Regions from separate parts of the Mus musculus genome. Here region 1 is linked to region 2. A link is a loop called in an ENCODE intact Hi-C map of the cell type or tissue named here. Cell type or tissue: left cerebral cortex. All regions are shown on one strand.

What was found. Peaks named below come from ENCODE experiments on the same cell type or tissue, not always from the same donor. Only the 100,000 strongest peaks of a DNase experiment are listed, where the experiment ranks them.
Region 1: it touches region 2 in a loop (2.3-fold over the local background); 10 of 42 quality-filtered maps call a loop at or near these places.

The regions. Positions count from the first base shown.
Region 1 is chr2:144,635,703-144,643,702 of GRCm38, reverse strand. It overlaps Dtd1 (D-tyrosyl-tRNA deacylase 1), which reads right to left. Exons shown (of 6, transcript NM_025314.3): 4 at 7,839-7,945. Among named protein-coding and RNA genes, the nearest start is that of Dtd1, 40 kb to the right of the region's middle. In left cerebral cortex, CTCF peaks have their summits at 4,819 (motif pointing left) and 7,581 (motif pointing left); DNase peaks (open chromatin) are centred at 1,440, 4,683 and 7,567.
Region 2 is chr2:145,157,087-145,165,086 of GRCm38, reverse strand. No RefSeq gene overlaps it. Among named protein-coding and RNA genes, the nearest start is that of Slc24a3, 6.7 kb to the left of the region's middle. In left cerebral cortex, a CTCF peak has its summit at 3,793 (motif pointing left); DNase peaks (open chromatin) are centred at 3,792, 5,495 and 5,885.

The DNA.
Region 1 (8,000 bases), 520 kb after region 2:
TTGCAGAGTATTTTTAGATACCATGCAGCTGAGAGGGAGGAGGGATTGGCCTGGAGGAAACCAACACCTGAACCAGATGGAAATGGCAATGTCAGATTCCCTGCGGTTCCGCTGCTCTCAAATGTCCATGTGCTGGTGGAGAACATGATTAGAAATGGCAGTCTACTCGTCTTCCTCACCCCACACCCTCACATGCCCAGAAGTTATGCATTTTAGCAAGTACCCTGGGTACCTGTATGGCAGGAGTCCTCAGGCCACCCCTGGAGGAATGCTATCACCAGCTCACACTGACTTTGAAGGAGAGACACACTGCAGCTCCCAGTCCATAGCATTTTCCAGAAACTACACACACACACACACCATGAGGCTGAGCTCAAAATAGTTTGTGCATCTCAAAAGCCCACCTGAGCCAATTAAGACCCCACTCGCCCAATTTAACCTCTTAGAGACTGGCTAGCTAATAGCAAATGTAAAATAGCAAATGCCTTTTCAATCATTACACTGCCCTCAAAATGTATTATCATGGCAAGGTCTTTATGTAGTTGGGTGTTCTGTGTATTAAGCACATCCTTGAAGCAATCATAGTAAACGCTGCATTTCTATCACTTCCAGAGCACTCTTCACATTCCAATGCTGAGATACTTAACACCATCCCACAAAACACAACTGGATGGAGGAACGTTTTTTACAATTACCTAGGACTCCTGATAAATCACTTAAAAGTTAAGGATTCACAATTAAAATCTTGAGCCTCTGTGATGAAATTATTGCTATGTTCAAAACATAAGCCCTGGGGGAAAACAGAATTGACCAATTCTTAGAATCAAAAAGGATGATATAATCTTTGACAGGTCGTGTAAGCAAGGTGAGGGGTCACTGCTCATCTACCACAAATGAAACCAGCTCCCAAAATAATGAAAAAGCTCTGCCCAACTACAAAATAAAACTTCTCTCCAGATCTTCCCGACACACAAACGTGTCAGGAACAAATTAAGTGCTTAAAGTTTAAGTCACTAATACATTTGTGCTCTGATAGATTGGTTTAGAGCAAAATAGATTCTTTGGCTTGGTGCAACTAGAAACTGTGCACGTATCAGAGACAGGGCTGTGAATCACAGTTTCAAAACTGCCATCCAAATTCCCATCACAAGGAAAAACTCTTCAAGTTTTACAACTCTGATAGCGCAGGCTATAGATTCAAGACGGTAAGATGAAAGTCAATTGATCCGACCACCCATCGATGGGCTCCCAAGCAGAGAGGCACAGTCACATGTGTCTTGGGAAGGCTTCTTAAGACTGCAGTGTACTGACTCAGGACAACCGCCCACATGGAAATGAGTTAAAGAACTGAAAGAAAGGGGAGCCCTGGCAAGTCCCCACCAGAAGGGAGAGCCTGCTTGCAGACATGTGGTGGGCTCCGGCCTTTCCATTCATGGGCTAGGCATTCTGGCGGGTGTTAGACAAGGCCTGGGACACCTGACTGCCGCTAGTAGTGGGCAGAGATGAGGAAGTTCAGGAGCCCCACCCACTCACTCTCCAAACCACTCCCCACAGGGCTGTTTTTATTTCATAACTCACAGTAAAGCAGATGTTCAAACCAAGAGAACCAGAAACCAGGCAGGATTCCACATGTGAGAGAGGTCTGGCCAAATCCTTGTCTCACCCTGGTGGGAGGCCTTCAACATAGACTGGAACCCAGAAACCAGTGTCACCAGAACAATGACCATGACAACAACACAAACTGTATAATGGAGGAGCAACCGAAGCAGAAATAAAACGAACTCAGCCAGTATTTCTTCAGCCAACTAATGTGACAGAACAGACTACAATACTGTGAGAAGTGGTAAGACCCAAGTCCCATGTCAGCAACCAGACCTGCAAACATCTTACTGAAGCAAGTCAAGTACCCGAGCCTGTTGGAACTGGCCGGTGTCAGGGGAGATTCTGATCTAGAGCCAAACATAAAACCAGCAGAAAGGGGAATATCTGCATTCCTTCCATGAAAAGGCCAGCATCCACATGACTATTCCTTGTGATAGAGCTTCTCACTAGATAGGTCCCTCATCTGCAGCTCCATAAATGGCAAGCTGTGTGGACACCTGCATCAGGCTGTCTGGCAGAAGCCATATGTGTTTATCTGTCTGTCCTCTGTATCACCTGAATTCCACAGCACTGATTAAAGGCTGCTCCAGTCGACAGAGACAGAAGGATAAGCAGAAACACCAAATGGACTTCTTTTCCATCCCCTGCTGCACCCTACAAATTCCCTCCAGATCCTCCAGATACCACAAATGTGTCTGTTTCCACCCTCCCAGGTCCAGGCACAGTGATAGACACTGGCTGGTAAGCACAGAGAGGAAGTTATAGCTAAAGCAACAGCATTACTCAAAGAAGCATAAAGTTAAAAGCTTCATGGAGTTAGAGGCACCATTCTGCACTAGTCAGCTCCTGACAGTGATCTGTCAATAGACACATGAGTTAGTGCAAAGATGTGTGTTAGAGGTTCATTTTTCTAGCTTCTTCCAGTGTTTCTACTTAGTCAGGCTTTCAACCACAGTAAATAAATGAGCACATAAGTAATTCCTAGCCATATTCTTAAATAGGAGGGCTCTGAACCCCAGAAAAGAACCCTTCCATTACCCAATGTGCTGCCTCGCTAGGAGAAATGCCCACCTGCTCTTACATAATGTCACTTCGTCCATGTGAGTGTCAGGGAAGTAGCCCCCACTCAGGAAAGGTCACTTAAGATTAAAACCAGAACAAGTGTCTACCTCAGGGATGCTGGGCTAGGGTGCTGATCTCCCACCATCTAGGCGTCTGCAGACATGCACCTGCAACCATGCACAGGTAAACATCAGGAAGCCCCAGAACCCTGTTCTCCCACAGCCACAGCACACAGGAAAGCACAGGCTCCCACAGGAGGGAGGCAGCTCCCGCTCAGCTCGCATAGCCTGAGACCCGGGCAAATGCCCCCTACAAAGGAAGGATGGATGGATGCTCTTCTTCCAGCATCTTCTTACATCACAGGATATCATCCGCCTAACTGCAGCCTACAGAACGGTCAGGCAAGCTGCTGATGTGACTGTAGGAAAGACACAAATGCTGCAATGCCTAGTCCCAGAAGTAGGCAGAGTTCTGGCTAAGGCAAGCCAACCGCTGGTTACTTTACCAGCTCAGTCTCCATCCATTCAATGCCTATTGATGAAGCACTAGAACCTCTGAAGACAAGAATCTGCCTGCGCTTGAAGCCCAAGTTTGAAAACAACCAAGAATCCCTTCTCTCTCCGTCAGGGAGGTCAGCTGAGCCTCCTGTTCCCTGAGAGACTGGCCCAGCTCAGTAGCAGAAGTGGCAGTAGCCTTCTTAGAACCAGGACAATCGGTGGGGGAGGAGCTCATGAGGTCCCATCCCCCACTGAGGGAGAAAGGACAAGTGGCTGAGAAAGGCATGTGTGTCATTTCTAGTCAGAATAAGCTGTCCATGCTCCAGTAAGTAATGCCTCACCCGTGCCTGTGCAAGCAGCTGTAAGGAAATTCAGTGCATCTCACGCACACACACACACACACACACACACACCCATGCACACGCACACATGCACACGGGCACACACGCGTGCACATACAAATAATAATAAACTAGACAAGAAGCTTGTCGGAAAAAGGAATTTTCACTGGGGGAAGAAAATAGATAAGAGAAGAGAACAAAAAAATAAAATTCAATATATGAGCATATGAAATTATCAAAGAATTTTTAAAGAAACCTTTATATTTCAGCTATGTATTCAATGTAATAAATGTTTCTAATAATTTAAATAAATAACAATAATTTAAATAAATAACTGGCATCATGATACTCACAGACAGCACAGTCCACAGCCTACAAGACGCTGTTCCTACTCAAATGACACATCTCTGAGCACATTTCGTGCAGGGGTGTACACCTTAGGAGTGGTGAAGAAGGGGGCTAAGCAGAGAAGCAGGAAGACAGTGACAAGTAGAACAGCATGACAGTGGCTAGGGCACCACTGCCCTGAAGGGTGGAGAGAAACCCCTCCTCGGAGAAGATGTTGCCACTGGAACCAGGAAGGTCTGGCTGGCTTCTTCTTGGGCTGGAGAGAGAACATGCCTGAGTTCTGCACCAAGAAAGCTCGCAAGAGCACGCAGAATGGGCGGGATGGCCCTAGAGGTACAGCCTTCCAGCCTTGTTGACAGAAAATACTAGGATTGTCTGCTACATGCTTTGGGAAGGCACCAAAGTGTCTGAGCCATATGGCTGTCACATTCCTTGTGTTCTATGCTGACTAAACGTCTTTCATAGTCTCTGACTTTCCTGGTTTCTCTTTCTCTAGATCCATGTCTGAGAGCGAGGATCAGGTGGCAGGCAGTACGTCTGTCCCTCCTCACACTCTCATACACACATAGGCACTCACAGGCTTGCATACAAACACACCTTGTTCATCTGCACAGATGGCTTACAGAGTTGACATTTCTTAGAAACTGGCCAAAAGAACCATTTTTCTGTAACACTGAAACTTGCCAAATGAATGGTTTTCCATAATACAACTGTAGAATTTGGAATATAGTAAGGAAGTAAAACACTTAGGATTAAAAGCTTACTTGACAGAAACACATGTCTTTCTATCAGTAAGACAAATTTGGCTGTGCTCTTCCTATCTACACGAAAGCAAGCCAAGACACTGTCTGCTGCAAGAGAAGCCCGTCTAGCTGAAAGGGAAAGGCAGAGAGGCCACAGCACAGGAAGGCACCATGGTCACCTTGGCTCTTCTGTGCCCACTGGCTGCCACCTGCTGGAGAGCCAACGGATGGAAACCTGCATGAATGTCTAGGGTCAGGAAAAGCTACAGATGTGAAATTGGACAACACATGAATTTTAACAGCAAGGACCTCTAGGACTACATAAAGTCTTCTTTAACCTAATAAATTAATATAACTTCCTCCGATGTTTAAAGAACAATGTTTGAGGCTCATCAGGTTTCTCTAGTTTTATGGGATATTACAGGTATACAACATGCCATTTTAAAATAGTTTAGATGGAATGAAAAAGCCAACCTAAAACTTTCCCAAAATACAGTTAAAGCAGAATAATTCCTCAAAACTATGGGACAACAATCACATAAAGCCAAAGGGAACAGCAGGAGCAGAAAGAAAAGTGAGAGAGACTGCCACCCTGCAAGCTGCGGCTCCGCTGGCTTCCGCGATCAAGCAGACCATAGTGGCAGCAATGGCCGGGAGGACGAGGGAAAGAGACACGAAAGCTGTCATGCACCGGGACAACCAAGAGGTCAGTGGGGACCTTAAGCCCCCGAGGGCAGAGCAGAAGGAAGATGCCGAGGGACTCGCCCACTGTAGACCAGGAAGCACAGATGCCCCAGAGGCCCCAGAATGGCTCAGGGCACTCACTTGCCTAGTGTGCATGAGACAGTGGGATGAATTCCTAGCACCAGAGGAGGGCGAGGCCAGGAAGAGTAAGATGATGAGTAAGCAGGCCCTAGAGAGCTAAGTGAGGCTGCTGAGAGCCTGGAAAGGGGGAGTCAAAACCAGGCCAGACTGGCTGGGCAGGATGTGACCTGTGCCACCACCAAGGGTCTATATTCAAGGAGCCTCTATTCTGTCACCACCTTGAAAATGGTTGGGTTTTTTTTTTTTTTCTTATTGTCTTATTTCTCAGGGACATCAGAAAGTTTGGAATCCCTAATTAAGTAATCCCTGATTTCCAAAGGCACTACCCATGAAAAAAAGGCCGGCTGCTACTTGAGGAGCCACGTGGTACGAAGGAAAGCTCCTACGGGGTCTGAACAGGGGTCTTCACTTTGGCTCTGGCCTCAGCCCAGGAAGGGAAGCTTTGCTGCTACACTGAAGTGGGGAGTGGGGAGCAGCCGGGCTGATGCCATCTGCTGACCTCTTTCTCTGCAAAGAAAAGAGAACTGTCTGCCAAGACCAGAAGAAAGCCAGGGGCGTGCCGGGGGGGGGGGGGGGGGATGGAGAAATCTGGTAGACTCCACTGTAACCAGGCGGCAAGGTTAGCATGACTGCGGTGAGACAAACTGGTGTCGCATGCATACTGCCTGATGATGCCCTAAGAAGAGAACAAGATGGCTTTTGGACAGCCGCTCTTCCCACCACACCACAGTGCCTTGCTCTAACCACAGACACAAAATTGAGAAAAGGTCTACCGAACAGCATTCCAGAAAGGGTCAAGGTCGTGAAACACAGGAAAGACTAAGGAACTGACTCAGGTTGAACAAAACAAAGAGAAATGACAACTGTAATGCAATGGAATTTGCAATGTTGCACAGCTAAAACAAAAACTAGTTAGACTACAGGATGTGGTGCCTTCCTGTAAGATCTAGCCAAGCAGCAGAGGCGGCAGCCACAGCAACTGAGCACTGGCTGCTCATGCCTATAATCCTGGCACTTAGAAGAGTGTGGAAAGAGACTGACTGGGTTCAAGACCAGCCTGGACTACAAAGTGATACCTTGTGTCAGAAAAAGGAAGGAACGGAAAATGGGAAAGGAAAGAAAGGAGGAGGGAGAAGAGAAGAAAGAAAGGAGGAGGAAGAAGGGAGGGAGGGAGGGAGGGAGGGAGAGGGCGGGCTAGTGAGTTCATATAAGGCTCTAATGTAGCTAATAGTGTTGGATCAGGGCTAACTTCAGTATGTGATCACTCTAAATAATACATCAAAACTAGGAAAGCCAGGAAAGACTGTAGCAGGGTTCTGTGGGCTCTCCTGTGAGGCTCAAATTATCTCAAAGTTTACATTTCCCTGTAGATTGTTTGTGATTTTTAAAACGTTATCAGTAGGGGTTGGAGAGGTTGCTCAGCGGGTTGGAGCACTGACTGATCTTCCAAAGGTCCTGAGTTCAATTCCCAGCAACCACACAATGGTCATCTATACTAGGATCCAAAGCCCTCTTCTGGTATACAGATGAACATGCAGACTGAGCATTCATATAGATAGGTAGGTAGATAGATAGATAGATAGATAGATAGATAGATAGATAGATAGACAGACAAACAGACGGACAGATGGATGGACAGATGAAATGTGTCAGTAATAGCAACAACCTCAGTTCCACTTTTGAAGCTTAATGCCATGCAGACATGGTCCTACCTCTCAGCCAACACAAAGTGTCAATGGCTCCACACCAGCACTCAGCCTTGTTTATATCCTGCATCCCCCACGTGAGCTCATCGTTCCACTTTGCAGCATCCTAGGAAGGGGACGATGCTAGGAAGGAAGAGCAGGAACAGGCCTAGTTCCACAGCCTGCCATGCCTCATGTCTCTATCAAGTGGATTAATTAAAGCTTTTATATATGCTAAACACAATGGGACAGCATAAGTTTGCAAGACTATTACACATCCCTTTTCTCTGTTTTAATTACATTCTTCCTGAATGCTTATAGAGTTGGCAGTAAATCCAGGTCAGATGTTGCTTTAGAAAAATGAAGACTTATAAAGAATCTTGAGTGGCTCATCTACCACCCACACCTTGGACAAAATCCAATCCAGGTAACCACTCTCACTGGGTACACTAGCCAGGGTCGCTGCTCTGCTGCCACCCAGTGGCAACTGGGTGACATGACACCTAGCCCAAGAACTAGAAGAACAGACGCTTCTAAGAACACTTTGTCTACACGGTGGAGCAGAGACATGCTCAGGAGTTCTTGAGAAGAGAGAAAGTAAGATAGACGTGAGGCTGCAGCCATGAAGGGTTTCCTCCACCTCAGGATGAGGACTTCCCCAGAGACAATGATTAGGTCAAGGCACATTACCTATCTATACCCTCCAGACTGGCAGGCTCCAGGTTCTAGGCTTACCTGCTTTGGGTCAGAGCTAGCAGCTCCAGGAGCAGGGGACTCCAGCTCTATAGTCACAGGCCCATCGTTCTGAATGTGCACCTGCATGTAGGCACCAAACTTGCCATCTGAAAAAACAATCAAACAAATTCAAGAGTTGGAGACCCCAGGTTTACCTGGCCA
Region 2 (8,000 bases):
AGGAAACTGAGTGTATGGATACATGTCTGTGATCCCAGCTCCTGAGAGATTGAGACAAAAGGGTGGCAAATCTGAAGTCTGTCTGGGCTATAAACATAGTTCCAGGTCACCCTAGTTACATAGTGAAACTATCTCAAATGAAGCACGATGAACAACAGTGACAAACAACAGCCCCTCCCTCCTGTGATAACACTGACTTGTTATCTTTCATCAGCCGGTGGGTGGGACCTCCCCTGTGTCAAGACAAGGCATATCTTTGGGCATCCCTGCAGTCTTTCCAACTCTCTGATCTCCCCTCACCCACAGTGCCCAGACCTGACAGGGCAGTCTCCACAACAAAGCAAGGTTGTGTCTCCATAACACCAAACAGTTGCCAGTTGTGTCAAACAGACAAGCCAGGGTTTTGAAGAAAGGGGCAGAGGAGGAGGGAATAAAAGTAGCCTCCTACCCGATGAAGTGATTCCCTGCCATGCCACTCGGTAACACAGAACAATCTTTCAAGCAAGTGAAGATAGCTAGCTGTCCGTGGGGAACATTTTAGCACAATGAACCATTGTGGCTAGAAGGAGAAAGGAGGGAAAGGAAGTCTTCCTGGGACAGATCTTGGATGTAGAATCTTCTCTGGCTCTTGGGTATAAGTGATCAACTGCCCTTCACCCGTAGGTTGTATGTGGTCTTCTTCATTATTGCTTGTCACATGGATTTGGGTAAGACCCCACCTTTACTAAGGAAGATGCCACACTTGCCCACTGTCTGCTGCTCGTGAAGCAGCATTTCTAAGTACAAAAACTCCTCTGTGACATGTCCACACTACCTCGAGTGCAGATATCGAGAGTGAGTGTCCACAGCATGGGCTCTTCCTGTGTTAGGTGTTTAGCTTACTGCTGGAGTTAAAAGATACCTCTTGCTTTGCTATTATCTTTAAATGTTAATTACTTTTTCATTCTTTCCTCAAATCGTATGCATTTGTTTGCTGAATTTTGACTCATCACATGCATGACGATAGTTTTCTTCCCATGGCTCATGGCTCAATCCACAGCTTTCTTTGTAAAAAAAAAAAAAAAAAAAAAAAGACTTTCACGAGGTGTCATATATGTACGTACACACACACACACACAGAGCAGAATGTGCAGAGGTCTTTACTCCATGACGTCACATATTACATCCACTCTGCCAAATAAGTACCAAAATAGGACCTGGAACATTTTTCCCCACCATCTCTTTTGAAAGCAATAATCCTTCCATATAACAACCTCCCTGCATATTCCTGTCACTTTAGGTCACTGTCACCTGTCCTTGAACTTCAGTCGCTCAGTTTTGTCTCCATGAGATCTGTCCACACCATTATACATTTATTTGTTCTTTCTCATGTTGTGTGGGTATGGAGGGTTCCCCCCCCCCACCTGATGCTTCAGTTCCCTTCCAAGTCTAGTGTGAGCCAAGAATAATTAAACCACTGCCTCTGGACTAGAGACAAATGACCTCCAGGGCTAGCTAGTTCTGTAAGGAACTTCAGCTGAAATTGAAAGCAGTCATAGGCGGCTTCTCAAACCTGTTGTACCACATGAGGATTGGCACCAGGGTGACTTCAGTTACCCACATCAAACCGATGGACTGAGGGAGATGGGTATATCATGCTTTTAAAGATGAGCATAGAAGAACTCTCAAGAAGAACGCACAATTTAGAAGTTGCTTTTCAGGGGAAAAGTCAGTACAGCCATTTCCCCTGTATTTTTTTTCTACCCCTTTTATTTTAAGAGGGGGGAGGGGAGGGAGCTAGAACAGATGCCTCCAGGAAAAATGCATACTCGGTCCCTCATAATCACACAGCTTTCATGTAATCCATTGTTAGCTGGTGTTACGAGTCCATGGGGAAAGTCAGAGATGTCCTGAACCAGCTGCACTCTGCACAGTTGGGTCCAGGTCTAGTCAGCCGTATATAGTCTCCAGCTTCGTGGGATTCTTCAGTATTAAGGCTGAGACCATGTTGTAAGAAAGGACCAGTTAGGTGGGAGTTTTGGGTGGAGCCTGGAGGAAGATCTGACAAGGCTAGCTCTATTACCTAGCTCCAACTTGTCAGTATGTTCAATTGACTTGTTTTGAGTGTTTGGGAGAACTAAGTGCCACAGGCCAGCACATGCTATGAAGATGCTGTGTCTCTCGTTTCACCTAAATGTGATTAAAAACAAGTTGCATAAAATAATCCAGAGTCACGGGAGTAAGAGATTAAAATGTTCAGTCTTCACAAAGCAAAAATCAAGCACTCACAATTTGAGCACTTTGATTGCTCTGTCAAGACCATTTAGAAGGAAAACACCGAGTTCTCTTCTTTTTGTCTGTGTAAACTCAGCAGACATGATGATGCTAAGTGTGTGTGCAGAGAAGGCTGGGAGGGCCCAGCACATACTCTATCATCCAAATATTGGATTTAGGAGTCCCTTGTTTTTGCTTATATTTTCAGACACTTTTTTTTTTTTTTACACATAGCCATGGTTTGTCTCGAACTTGCAACACCTGCTTTGATCCTCAGTGCTGTGGCTGCAGGTGTGAGCCACTGTACCCAGCTAAGAATCTCATGCTTTTAATCAAGAAGTTTAAAAAAAAATCAAAACCTCATCCTGATGTGTTACAATATATATAAATGAAAATTAGAAGCCATAGTGTGAATTACGTAATCTTATTTCCTAGTGTTCAGCAAAATCACCCCTTTCTTCCTAAATATGTGAGCGTGTGTGTGTGTGTGTGTGTGTAACATGTATATAAAAACATTCCTGACATAACAGGTTGATCAAATTGTATACACTTAAATCTCATCCTCTAAAGGTTTAAAACAAAGATCTATAATATATATGTACGCATATGTATATTTGTAAAATATACTATATAATTTATATAGTTTTTAGGTATTTAACCATGGAGCACAGGATATGAATGAAAATTGACACTGAGGTGATTTTCACTTTTTTACTTATATGGTCCTATAGTTTTGAAATTCTTCTCCCATCAGTATGTCCTAGTTTTTAGTTTACAAAATAAAGAAAAATCAAAAGAATCAGTTTGCAGGCAAGCATTTAGTAGTTGACTTAAATTAGACAGCTAACATGGTTTCACTTGGCAGGACAGTGGAAGGCTAAGGTGGGGACTCTGGACCAGCCTTCCAAAGCTAGCGATTCTCTCAGACTTAGGTGGGTCGCTCTGTGGCCCCTAGCTCCATCCTAAGGGCCCTGGGGTGTCAGTCAGCTGTGCAGCCCACTCAGGAGGTCCGCCAAGCTTCAGAGATCAGGAAGCTGAGCTGCTGATTGGAATCCCACCACAGATTTAAGTGTAATTCACTTCTTTCCTGGGTCTCAGTTTCCCCACTGATAATAAGACCACCGCAGGCCTTCTTTAGTAAAACATTTTTGCAGCAATGAATCATTTTTGGAGACGCAGAACTTTCAAAGCAAGGGAGTGCCAAAGTCAATCGCCGCTGGCACAGCCCTGAGTTATTTTAAGGAGTATAATCACTGCAAAGTGCTCTTAACTGAGTCTTACATATGACTTCGGAATTCACTTTAACTCAAACCCAGCACAGCTGTCAGGTAAATACGCAACTTACCTAAAGTCTTCATCATGAAAAACACCTGAAGACAGTGGGTTGGCGCCACGCTATCCTGTGCTGTCTCAGGTTTGTGGGTTTTTTGTTTATTTATTTGTTTTTCTTTAAATCCCATTTCATTCACAGGTTACCAGCCTCGCAGTTGACTCAAATCAGATGCAGCAGGCCTGGAAATGCTGTGGTGGAGCGCCCCCTGCTGCCAGTGGCAACCACAGCTCCTCCTCAGGGATCTGCATTCCTAGAGGTTGTTCACACATCTGCCCTAAACTGGCTTAGCCTAAACTGGAGTGGAATCCAGGCTCCTTGGTTTTCAGGTTGCCTTTAAGGCAAAGCTGAATGACTCGACATCACAGGCAGCCTTTCGGGGCCCAGAGTGTCCGCTTCATTGCCAACATTTCCTCATATGTTTATGATCAAGCCATACTGAGGTACTTAATATTTCCCTTATTTAAAGTAAAATTCCTTTCAAGACGGCATCCCAGGACTAACGGGGACCAACAATTAGAGGCATCACCTGGGAGATTGTTAGAAGTGACTCATGGGCTCGCCACCTTTATATTTAGCAAAACACAGTAGATTCTTTTACACATTAAAGATCAAGAAGCTCGGGTTTGGTTCGCATACACCCATTGATTAGATGAATAGTGCTTTGTAAGTGTTTTAGTTCATTCTGTCTTGCTACAATATAAACGCCAGAGGCTACAAAAAGTTACAAAGTAATTTGTTTGGTTGCAAGTATGTGACTGTGTGGCCTCATGGTAGAGAGGCAAAAAAGAAAACTAACCAGGTAAAGAGGTCAAATATGCAAGCTGACTTCCTTTTATAAGCACTAACTCTGATGGTACTAATCTAATCCCACAGGAGCCAGCACAACTAATGATAAGGTAGTTGCCACCTGCTATGTCCTCCACTGCAACATCCTTTCACCTCAGGATCATCACATAGACCAAGCTACTAACAGATTTTGAGGACACAGACTCAGATCATAGTAGCCAAGCCATACCAATAACTGCCCATGTCCATGGCTCATCTGAGGTTACACGGACCATTCTATTATTCCAAGTTTCTCCATTGCATTTGTATCCCCAAATCTCTTAACTATGGGAAATCAACAAAATCAAATTCCCAGTGTTTAAGCTCTTAAAGTGATCTATAGGAAATAGATTCGGAAGTCCCCGAGGAAGAATTCCAGCTACAGCATCAAATGTGCAGGATTAAACAGCCAGGGCTTCTATTCCACACAACAGGGAGAAGAAAAATGCCCCAAGTAAAATCCCACATCCATTGGAAACCATGTCAGTTCGACAGCAACATCGGTGTGTAATGCATCACAAACACAAAGCAGGGTGTAACTTAGACTTTGAAGGAGTATGGTGAGACTTTGAGAATACAGAGCTGCCTCTGCGCTTTCCTCCTCACTTTCTCAGTTTGCTCCAATCCTAAGTCTACATCGGTTATAGTCTCATTAAACCCCAAACTATTAATTTGTAAGTTACAATGGCAAAAAAAAATCCTAAAGGAATAAAAGCCCACTGAGATGATGAAAATGGACACAGCCACTCACTGCTCAGTGTTTTCTTCTGGTTTTGCTTTGGAGCTGTTTTTAGACTTACAGAAGTAGTAGGAATCTTACAAAGATTTGCTGACAGCTCTTCTTCGGTGTTCATGTCAAGACTCGATCTTTAGCGTCATGATCAAAGCAATTAAACAGGCACAGATACAACACTACCTGCTAAACTATGCCCTCATTTAATGTCATCAATTTTCTTCTTCCCTCCATTATCCTGGCTCAGTATCCTGCCAAGGACCCACTCACCACCACCCCCATTTCATTTAGATCTATTTCTCCTTAGTTTTTTTCTGCTCCATGAGTCTTTGTCTCTGTAGCTTTGACACATCTGATGCACACTGAGAGCTTATTTTTGTAGACTTGGATTAAGTTTTTCTGTCATATTCTTATGATTTGTCTGATGTTGTACACGCTGGGCAGTAAAAGATGTGTCCTTCCCAGTGCACCCTATAGAAGGGCTTCTGATGCCACTACAATGTCTATTATTGGTGATCTCAGTCATGATCACTGGGTGTAAATATTTGAGAGTAGTCAATTTGAAACTGCATACATCTTGATTCTTATCAAAATTCCACCCAATACTTATAGTAGCTTTGGTGGAATTTTTTTTTTTCTTTTTCCGACAAGGATGACTAATGTAAGATTCATCTGTTTGGTGAAGTTACTTGCCATGTTCCTCAACTGGTGAATGACTAACAGGGTGTGTGTGTGTGTGTGTGTGTGTGTGTGTGTGTGTGTGTAAGCTAGGGATTTGAGGAAGGAAGGAAGCTTTGTTCAAGCAATAAATAGTGAGCAGTGGAGAGAGGAAAGCAGATGCCCTGTCTGCAGGAAATTGCACATTTAAGTACATCACTCAACTTCAGAACATTCTTATCTCCAGTGGAGATTTCCAATCCATGAATGTGTATCTACCAGCCAACTCCTCTGAGATTACAAGACTTGGAGTTGTATCTGTGAGTAACCTTAGGTGCCATTTGAAGGGGAAACCACACAGCAATCCACATGCCAACTCTTCTGTTAGCAAAATACATAAATCAAGAGTCAATTATTTATAATCAAGGAGGTTTTCACTTGTAACTTTTCAATCGCCGCATTCTATAAATATTAAAGCCTTTTGATGTGTCATGTGTTTTTAATGACGTGGGTGGGGGGTGGGGAGAGGGGGCTCCACAAAGACGTCCTTGGCCAGGTCTATTGTATATTGTGATGTTGACAGTGTGCTGTTTCAAAAATATCATGGTGCTCACCTGTTTTGCTTTGTTCTTAAAACATGAATTGTGCTCTCTGTATATTTGAGAGAAACTTCCGAGGCACTGAAATTATGACGTCTGTGTGCTCACAGCAGCAAGCCCTCACTAAGCAGCAACTAAGGTCCTCACTAAGCAGCAGCTCTCATTGCCAGGACTGCGAGAGGCTGATTGCCAGGCTGGCCACAGCTCTGCAAAGCCTCGGCTGGACCAAATTTCACCTCTTTTGCAAAGCACCACAAGTTTCTATTAAGAATAAAATAACTTATATCTTAAAGTATCTCTCTTCGTGGCAACAGGGAGAACTCAGGAAAACAGAATCCACTTCGATGGATTTCTAAAAAAAAAAAAAAAAAAAAACAGCGAAAGATTTCCACCAGTGCATGGAGTATTTGCACAAGTAGACGTGCCTTAAATGGGGGAAAGAAGAGTGAGTTTGGTCAGCGTTTAGCTTGTCCCATTTGTACTCACAGTTTCTGACTTCATAGAAACCTTTGACAACCAATAGTCTGTGAGTAATTGTGATGTAAAACCAGCAGCAGCCACAGAAAGAGGCAGACATCAGATTGTACATGTCAGATGGGGCTTGGAAAAATTCTTCTTCGTTTTAACCTGACTCAGAGCTCAACCAATACAGATTGCCCTTTGCTTGTGGGAATTTGTTAGAACTAATCAACAGCAATTGTCTAACAACATGCCCAAGGCAGTGAATAACAGATGGAACAAAGTAGGCTAACAAAAACTTTAAAAATAAGAATTAGACAGAGATGTCCACAGGGGGCTTTGGAAATACAGACATAAATGGGAATATAGAAAGCCACGTGCATATGCAGAGCTTTAGGTGTGTTCATGATGAGTGAGGAACGGAGACTACCCCAAGCTCCCTCTCCTGACTGATGGACTTGAGGTGTATAAACATGAAGGAAAAGCAAGCCAGTATGGCTGCTCTGAGCAGCCAAAGCATCCTAGTCGCCTGGGAAGGTCGCTCCAGCACCAGAACAGGACAATAGTAACTATTATCGTGAAAACACATAACCACATGAAGGTGTGAAACTCACTAGTTGGAGAAAGTTCACAGTCAAACTCAAGTTCAGAATAGCTCCTGATTACAATGGTACTGTATAAATCTTTAGTATCTCTAGGCAACAACAACTGTAGCCAGATGTGGAGTTAAGGCACTAGGAAATAGAGAGCTTGTGACTGCAAACGTGTACATTTTAGATGGGGTGATAAACAGCTGAAGTGTGTGTCTGAATGCAAGTGAAATTACTGTACAATAAACTTAAAATACTCGATGATAACTATAATAACTACATTATCAGTACACGCTCAATGATGACCACAAGACATCAATCCACAATGCATAGGTAAATGAGAAAGTAAGAAGAATCCAAGTTTAGCACCACAGAAACTGCCAAGTCAGAAGGGTAGGCACGAAAGGAAGAAAGGAGTAAAGGCTCAACCATCAACTGGAGAGCGATTAACAAAGTGGCAGGAGGAAGACTTTGCCTAGCATCAAACCTCAATGTAAATGAATGAAAGGCACAATTCAAAGACACAGAAATAGTAAGAAATAAGGCCCTGG